Regions from separate parts of the Homo sapiens genome. Here region 1 is linked to region 2. A link is a loop called in an ENCODE intact Hi-C map of the cell type or tissue named here. Cell type or tissue: heart left ventricle. All regions are shown on one strand. Each heading gives the region's core, and the rest is flanking DNA. Links, peaks and the distances in the headings are about the cores only.

Region 1 (4,380 bases), core at 274-4,273, 210 kb after region 2:
CTCTAAACTCACCCCAACACCCTGTTCTACCAGGATGGATGCTCTTGAGACCCCAGGAGCAGCCCACTTCCTCAGGGGGCCAGTCACAGGCCAGGCTTGTTCTGCAGATGGACGTCCTCCCAGGCCCGGCCTGGGGGCAGAGGCCCTGATGATCACCACCCAGGATGAGGAGCGCCAGGATGGAAGGGTGTGCAGGGGACTGTGGGCGCCTCAAGACTGAAGCCTCGGGTCCAGGAGGCAGGGGATGCCTTTCACAAAGGGCTTGATCACTGGGACCAGGCCGCACAGGCATGTTGCCAGGCAGAGGAGTGAGGACATGAAAGGGCGTGGCTGGGTGGGGAGGCAGCCTGGATAAGGGACAGAGATAAGAACTGTGGGTCCCTGCATGCAGGGATGGTGAGGGAGGACGCTGGATTCATGCCAGGGGCCCTAAGTGCCATCATCAAGAGCTGGAACTTAACCCTGCAGGCCATGGCCACAAAGGCAGCCACAGGCCAAACCCAGACTTGGAAGGTGCTGACCTTCCAGGGCTTTTTTGGCCTGCATGGTGTTTTTTAAAACATGAGTCGGCCGGGCGCGGTGGCTCACGCCTGTAATGCCAGCACTCTGGGAGGCCGAGGTGGGTGGATCACGAGGTCAGGAGTTCAAGCCCAGCCTGGCCAAGATGGTGAAACCCCGTCTCTATTAAAAATACAAAAATTAGCTGGGCACGGTGGCAGGCGCCTGTAGTCCCAGCTACTCTGGAGGCTGAGGCAAGAGAATCGCTTGAACTCGGAGGGTGGAGGTTACAGTGAGCCAAGATCGGGCCACTGCACTCCAGCCTGGGCAACAGAGTGAGACTCCGTCTCAAAAACAAACAAACAAAAAAAAACAAACCATGAGTCAAAAATGAAAAATAAGAGATATTTCACATCAAAATCCCGATGTCTGGCTTCTCTTGAAAAATGGAAAGATCTGGAAACGGTCAGTGTGAACTATCTAGGAGCCACTCCCTCTAGATAGGATATCCCGTCTCCAGGGCATCACAGTCCCCTACTCCTGGTGTCCCTCTGGCCTGGAAGTCGAGCGTCGATCACCATTTACCATGGGGCTTGCATGCTTTTTTTCTAATAAAGGTGACTTGGAACCACATCTCTGTTAAAATCAAACATAGACCAAGTGGGCTGCCTTGTGATTTTAGCTGAACGAGTCTGTTTCTTGTGTCTGTGTAACCTGTGTATCCCTGTAGGCAGCGGAGTTTGAAGCCCTGCCAGGGAGTCATGAAGGAGTTTCTCAGGATTTATAGTTGCAGACGGCAGAATCCACTGCAGCCAGTTTAAGCCAAAAGAAAAAAGGGTAGTGGGAGGTTATTCAGGGGTCCAGAGACCTCAAAGAACAGTGCCTCCAGGAATGGTTCCCAAGCTCTCCTGCCAGATCTGGAAGCTGCCTCCCAGCTGCTGGCTCAGGATCATGCTCTGTCCCCACCCAATTCTGCCGAGTCCGAATCTCACTGAGACACCTCTGATGGGTGGACCGTAAATCACACCTGCATCCTAGCAGCCAAGGCAGCAGGGAAATGTGCAGTGAGTGCTGGAAGGTGGGGCTTGCGCTGTGGAAAGCATCCAGGTGTGGAGAGGGTGACCAAAAGCTGCAGACGACCACTCCAAGCTCTGGAAAGGGAGGTAGCTTTGGTGTCTGGGGGTGTCACCAGCAGGGATCTAGCCACGCCACTCACTTTGCACCCTGGGGTAGTCCCGGAGCAGGACCTTCACACCGCCAGAAGGCTCCTGAGCACACAGTGCCAGGCCCAGCTCAGAGAGAAGGTCACCCCCAGTCTCCCAGCAGCCTCAGAGCCTGGGATGGTCCCTGGCTGGCTAGTCAGCCAGGCCTCCAGCAGCCTCCCGCAGCTGTGCCCACCCTCTAGCCAAGTGGCTTTGCTTGGCTTTTGCGTGCCTTCCTCCTGGCCTGGCCCTGCCGGCTGACTGCCCGGGCTGCCGGTCAGGACAGCTGTGTCACTATTTCGGAACTCTTTGTTCTCTTTGTGGAATTCAGAGGAAGCCTGTGCCAGCTAGGAGACTGGGCTCAGCTATTTCCCAGCAGCTGATAACAGCTGGGATTAAAAGATGAAAAACTCTGCACATGGCCCAGCCCTGCCTGTAACCCAGAAGCCAGGCGCATGTGTCTAAACTCAGGCGCCCTATGGTGTTTACTCCTGCCCCACCCTCCTGTCGGTGGCTGCCTCTGTCCTCAGAGCCTCGCCCTCCCTGCTCCGCACCCTGCCCCGAGGGCCGCGGATTCCTTGGGGACCATTTACAGGGCTCTGAGGCACCTGGCCGGGTGCCTGCTATGCAGGGCATCATATGAGCCTCACAACAATCCAGAAGACAAGTGCCATGTTATGCCCAGTTTACAGATGGGGAAACTGAGCCTCAGGGAGTGTAGGTGGCTTGCCCAGGGCCATGCAGCAGGTGACTGGAGAGCTGGGACCCACCCAGGTGTGTTTGGCCTCAAAGCCTCCACCTTCCATGACCTCACTTTCCTCTGATTTGTAGGCGCTGCAACTGCCTCTGCCAGATATACCCAGAAGGGTCATTTCTGCCTTCCAGGAGGTTCCTTTGACACAGAGCCACCCACAAGCCGCCCAAGCCAGTACCCCAGAAGGGAACATAGCATGACAGCGGAGGCAGTGCCTCTGCCAGCTTGCAACTTGGGGCCAGTCACTCCTTTTGTACTGGGCATTCGTGTTCTCATTTCACTTATTCAGCCAATACTTATGAAGCTCCTACTGTATGCCAGGCACTGGGAAATAAGAGAGACGAGGTTTATCCGGCTGAGAAGTCTGCATTCTAGCAGAATGGAAACATGCAATGAGCCAGGACAGGATGTGACAGAGTGAAGGCGGAGCTTGTTCAGTAGGACTGCCAGTGGGTGCCTCTTTGATGAAGTGACACTGAGCTGAGACCTGAGTGACAAGAAGTAGCCAGGCTGGGGAGTGGGCAGGGCTTCCCAGGCACAGAGCCCACCTGCCCTGAAAGAGGATTGTGCAGCTGGGGTGAAAGAGCAGAGAGGAGGTCCTAGTGGTTCACTGGGTAGAGGGACCTGAAATGAGAACAGAGACGTGTCAAGGGACAGATCAGACAGGGCCACACAGGCCAAGGTGAGGTGGCTGGATCTTTTTTTTTTTTTTTCTTGAGAGAGGGTCTCACTCTGTCACCCAGGCTGGAGGGCAGTGGTGCAATCTCGGCTCACTGCAACCTCAAACTCCTCAGCTCCAGCTATCCTTCTGCCTCAGCCTCCAAAGTAGCTGAGACTACAGGTGCACACCATATATGTACATATATAGTATTTTTTTGTAGAGACGAGGTCTCACCATGTTGCCCAAGTTGGTCTTGAGCTCCTGGCCTCAAGTCATCCTCCCGCCTCGGCCTGTGAACTACTGGGATTACAGGCATGGGCCACAGCGCTCAGCCATAGCTCGATCTGCACCCGTGTGCAGAGGGAGGCTTCAGACGGCTTGACCCAGTCAGGAGGGAGTAACACCACACAGGGTTGCTGTGAGGACTGAGCACCAAATAAACTGAAAGAGGTCAAAGCCGACAGAATACAGTGCGTGTGTGAGTTGAGCCTTCATAAATGGGCAGGAGACCCTAGGCCCTTCTTCTGCAGGGAGGGCAGCAGTCCCAGGGTCCCAGGGGCCCAGGCTTTTCAGGGGAAAAGCCTGCAGGGAGCATCTCTCCCCCCTGAATACTCTCCCTCCTGGGACCTTCCAGCCAGAGGACGCTACCCAGGCCTCCGCCGCCTGGATCTTTCAACTGATGGCGCCATAGTCACAGGGGATGAGGACACCAGGGAGCAGGCCACTGGTAGCTTCCATGTGAGCCTTTCTTTCTTCTTTTTTTTTTTTTTTTGAGACAGAATCTCACTGTGTCATCCACGCTGGAGTGCAGTGGCGCAATCTCGGCTCACTGCAACCTCCGCCTCCCGGGTTCAAGTAGTTCTCCTGCCTCAGCCTCCTGAGTAGCTGGGACTACAGACTCCTACCAGCACGCCTGGCTAATTTTTGTATTTTTAGTAGAGATGGGGTTTCTCTATGTTAGCCAGGCTGGTCTCGCACTCCTGACCTCATGATCCGCCTGCCTCGGCCTCCCGGTCCTGGGATTACAGGCGTGAGCCACTGGGCCCAGCCATGTGTGAGCCTTTCATCCTGCATCCAAGTGTGGGTGGACTGCGATGGCCCAGAGAGAATCTTGAGGGGACAGGTGTGACTCGGGGTCCCTAAGAGCCTGGTGGGTGCGGGGCGTTTTTGGACTTCCCTTGGCCCTACTTCTGGCTGAGAAAACAGTGGCCATTCCTGGTGGGGGTGGGTAGGCATGGGTGCTTTTTGGGGTCTGTGGACTATCT
Region 2 (4,380 bases), core at 136-4,135:
ATCCTGTGGTTGCTGGCAACAGAAACCAGCTCCTCTGCCTATCTAGACAAAAGTGGCGAACAGTGGAAGAAATGCATGAGGATTGAGGCTTGGGAAGGATGGGGTGCAGGGTGGTTCCGGAATTTAGGCAGGAACGGGATCTAGGAATGGAGGGGTGATACCCCCACCTCGGGAACAGGAGGCCTCTTACACATATCTGCCCCCCGCCACCCCATATTTCATGTGTGCATGGCTCTGTTTGAGGTGGAGGGGAGATAGAGTCTTACTGGCCAGGTGGGGACCCTGTGGCCACCCCTCAGCCTGAGGCTTCCAGGGCAGGGCTGAGACATAGGGTGAGCACCTCCCGGGCAGCCTCCCGGCTCCTTGGAATCTAGGGTGCCTCGTGGAGGAGGGGTGTCAGGGTTTGGATGCAGGTGGGCCCAGCTCTGGGAACTTGAGCCAGTTACCTAATTCTTAAAACTCTCCAACTCCTTGTGCATAAAATGGGGTAATACGATGTACCCTATGGGTTTGTTTTGAGGATAAACTGAGGCAAGTTTATGTGGAAATGCTTGGCACACAGTAGGCATCAAATATGTCTGTTCATGTATCCCTGTGGGAATCGACCTGTGGACCTCAGGCAGTGGGATGTGGGGGTGATAGGAGGGAGCTGTGCCTGCAGCTTGTGCCAGGGTGCAAGTTCCTTCTGTGGCTGCCCTGTGGAAAAGCACATCATCCCTGCTTAGACCCTCGGTTCACTTGGGGCCAGAATCCCTCAGCAGACCTTCTGCTCAATCATGGAGAGAAAGCAACTCCTGGCTTTTAGGAGAGCCCTTGAACTCGAGGTTCCTTTTGCTGCCCTGTAGGTTATTGGCAGGCCGAGTGTTAAAGTCCTTTTCTTCCGTGTCCCCTTGCAGTTTCCCAAAGGCTCTTGTTCCTCCCCGCCCCTGGCACCCACTGTTCTTTTCATTCTTTTCAGTTCTGCCTTTAGAAATAGGACTGAATGCTGGGAGAGCTGCCTTCCCTGTGAGGTCATGAGTTTCATGACACTAATGGGCTTGAAGTGGCCTGTTGTCCGGTCATGTCTTTAGAAGTAGCCTCGTGCGGAACCTGAGCCCCCTGTTGGGCCAGCACAGGGAGAGGCTCAAAGTGCCGTAGCCTGAGACTGTGAGGGGCGTGGGGGCTCAAGAGGAGGGCATAGCCCAGGGAACAGAGGATGCCCAGACCACCCATGAGGGGCACCCGCCTCCCCCATCAGGAACTAGAACACCCCCCACCCCCTCTATGGCCCTCATACTGTGGGGAATGTACTACTTTATTTATTTTTATTTATTGTTATTGTTTCCTTAGAGTCAGGATCTCACTCGGTTGCCCAGGCTGGAGTGCAATGATCACGGCTCACTGCAGCCTTGAATTCCCGGGCTCAATGATCCTCTTACCTCAGCCTCCCAAGTAGCTGGGACTACAGGCACGTGCCACCACACCTGGCTAAATTTTGTTAATTTTTCTTTTTTTGTTGTTGTTGTTCTAGAGACGGGGTTTGCTGTGTTGCTCAGCCTGGCCTCCCTGGTCTCAAACTCCTGGGCTCCACCAATCCACCCGCTTTGGCCTCCCAAAGTGCTGGGGTTACAGCTATGAGCCACCACGTCTGGCCCGAACGTACTACCCCAGTGGCACGGGGGCAGCAGGTGACCTGGAGGCTGAGCCCACAGTGCCTCTGAGCTTTGCCACTTACAGGACTGGAAGGTGACCGCCCCTGATCGTCACCTCCCATTTGTGGCACCGCCCGTCTCACAGTGGGGATAGAGGCCGGCTGTGCTGGCCAAAGTGCTTGCTCACATGTCAGCTGTACCCAGGAGGGACATGCTTCCTAGCTGTACCTCTGGGCCTCAGAGTACTCACAGCGGGGGTGGCCACCGGTCTTGCTGTTTTCTGGGGCAGGTGGAGAGAACAGGGGACCCCATCTGAGGGAGACTGCTCCCCACCGCCATGGCAGGTCTTGGGCTTAATTTTCAGGAGGGCAAAGTGGTGCCTCCCAGCTCCCCGGCCCTGCGCCTGCGTCCTCCCTGAAGTGCGCATCCGCCGACTTGCCTTCCCCGCCTTGGGATCCAGGAGCTCCAGCAGGGGCTGGGCTGGGGGCTCTGTAAGCGGCGAGCTCTGTTCCCTGGGCACTAGTCCCTTTACTTCAGTGGGAGGTGGTGGGGTGGGAAGGGGAAGGAAGGGTTGCATGGGAGGGGACTGTGTGGGGTGATAAACTCAGGTGGGAAGAGTGCTTGCAGGAGGAGGGAGAGTGTAAGGAGGGACATGCCCCGGAGATTATGCTGTGGACTGAATCTTGTGTCCCAAAGTCATATGTTGAAATCCTAATCTCCAAGGTAATGGTGTTAGGAGGTGATTAGGGTATGAGAGTGGAGCCCTTGTGATGGGATTAGTGCCCTTAGAAAAGGGACCCCAGGGAGCTTTTTCACCCCTACGACCCTGTGAGGTTATAGGGAGAAGGCATCATCCATGAACCAGGAAACGGCCTCACCAGACGCTGAATCTGCAGGCGCCTTACAGCCTCCAGAACTGTGAGCAATACATTGTCCTTGTTTGTAGGCCACCCAGTCTTTTTTGCAAGCCACTGGTAGGTTTTCTTAGAGCAGCCCCCACAGACTAAATCTGTAAGCCATGCAATTCATAGTATTTTGTTATAGCAGCATGAACAGGCTAAGACAGGCCGTTTTGGTGAAAGAAGGTGGAGGTGATGGAGGAGGAGCTGAGAGATGCAGGCCCAGGTGTACTGGTATCTGCCTCCGCCACCCACAACACCAAAGGTGGAGACTCAGACCCTGCAGCCGCCTGTGGAAGGGTCACAATCCCCCGGGGCTCACTCCAGGCATTGTTTAGGACTATTAGGAGTGGCTTATTTCATAACTGAACACGCCTTTTTCTTCTTCCTGAAGAACCCCTATGGCCCCAGTCTTTTGAGCAGGCTGTCATCCTTTTATTTTTTTAAAAAAGGACTGTTATAAAAACCAACTATAGGTCAGGCGCGGTGGCTCACGCCTGTAATCCCAGCACTTTGGGAGGCCAAGGTGGGAGAATCACCTGAGGTTGGGAGTTGACGACCAGCCTGGCCAACGTGGTGAAACCTTGTCTCTACTAAAAATACAAAATTAGCAAGGTGTGGTGGTGCATGCCTGTAGTTCCAGCTACCCGGGAGGCTGAGGCAGGAGAATCGGTTGAACCTGGGAGGCGGAGGTTGCAGTGAGCCGAGATCGCGCCATTGCACTCCAGCCTGGGCGACAAGCGCGAAACTCCGGCTCAAAAAAAAAAAAAACAAGCCAATTATGCTCTCAAAAGGATCTCACTCTCCAACCCTCGAACACACACAGCTCCACAGTTAAAAGAAAGTCTCCCTGTACTCGCATCTCACCACCCCATCTAATCCCATGCCCTAGGATGTCAGTATTGTATGAGTGTAGTCTGTGTTCTGTCAGAGCTTTTGCTGTGCTTTAACATATGATACACATTTTAATTTTTACAGAAATAAAATAATGCATGGTATAAACACACTTTTAAAAATTGTTTTGACTTCGCAGTATAGGAGCACCATTCTCTGGCAGCCCAACCTAAATGAACCCCAGAGGCCCGGCCGTTCTTACTCAGAGACTGTTCAGATTTACACCAAAACGCCATCAAAGGAGTCAGAGAGGGAACTCTCCCCAGAGCTCCCAGCCCTCCCCTCCCCCTTCCTCTCCACCTTCCCATTTTTCTGTCTAGAGCTCTGGTATTTTTTCTTCCCTGCCTTCCTGGACCTCTTCCACATTTCTTTCCACACCAGTAGTTTTCACCCTTTCCGATGTAAGAGCCTTCTGGTTTGTTTCCAGCACTCTCTCACTCTGGTCTTTCTGTTCTTTCCCCCGGTCAGCCAGAGGGATGGCTGCAGTGACCAGCGCAGGCCCTTCCTTCAGGGGCAGAAAGGCAGAGGGTCCTCACACACTTAATATTCTGTGACTCTGCCACCCATTATAGCTTTTGTCACTTTAATAAACTTATCAGTACCTCTGATGTCTGCCGAATTTTTACAAACTTTTTATTAAAATGTAACCAGCTACAGGGCCGGGCACGGTGGCTCACTTTTGTAATCCCAGCACTTTGGGAGGCTGAGGCGGGCGAGACCAGCCTGGCCAACGTGGCAAAACCCCGTCTCTAATAAAAATACAAAAATTAGCTGGTTGTGGTGGCGCGTGCCTGTAATTAGTTGGTTGTGGTGGCAGGTGCCTGTAGTCCCAGCTACTCGGGAGACTGAGGCTCGAGAACTGCTTGAACCCGGGAGGCGGAGGTTGCAGTGAGCCAAGATTGTGCCACTGCACTCCAGCCTGGGCGACAAGAGTGAAACTCCATCTCAAAACAACA

The links. Peaks named below come from ENCODE experiments on the same cell type or tissue, not always from the same donor. Only the 100,000 strongest peaks of a DNase experiment are listed, where the experiment ranks them.
Region 1: it touches region 2 in a loop (4-fold over the local background); 9 of 110 quality-filtered maps call a loop at or near these places.

The regions. Positions count from the first base shown.
Region 1 is chr5:178,329,444-178,333,823 of GRCh38, reverse strand. All of the region lies in intron 2 of COL23A1 (collagen type XXIII alpha 1 chain), which reads left to right. Among named protein-coding and RNA genes, the nearest start is that of PHYKPL, 99 kb to the right of the region's middle. RefSeq lists an enhancer at 1,954-2,560. In heart left ventricle, for the core only: no CTCF peak of the experiment used is centred there; DNase peaks (open chromatin) are centred at 393, 1,933 and 2,233; H3K27ac peaks cover 2,248 bases.
Region 2 is chr5:178,542,032-178,546,411 of GRCh38, reverse strand. The region is part of intron 2 of COL23A1 (collagen type XXIII alpha 1 chain); the gene reads left to right. Among named protein-coding and RNA genes, the nearest start is that of COL23A1, 46 kb to the left of the region's middle. RefSeq lists a silencer at 2,050-2,344. In heart left ventricle, for the core only: no CTCF peak of the experiment used is centred there; a DNase peak (open chromatin) is centred at 1,751; H3K27ac peaks cover 4,000 bases.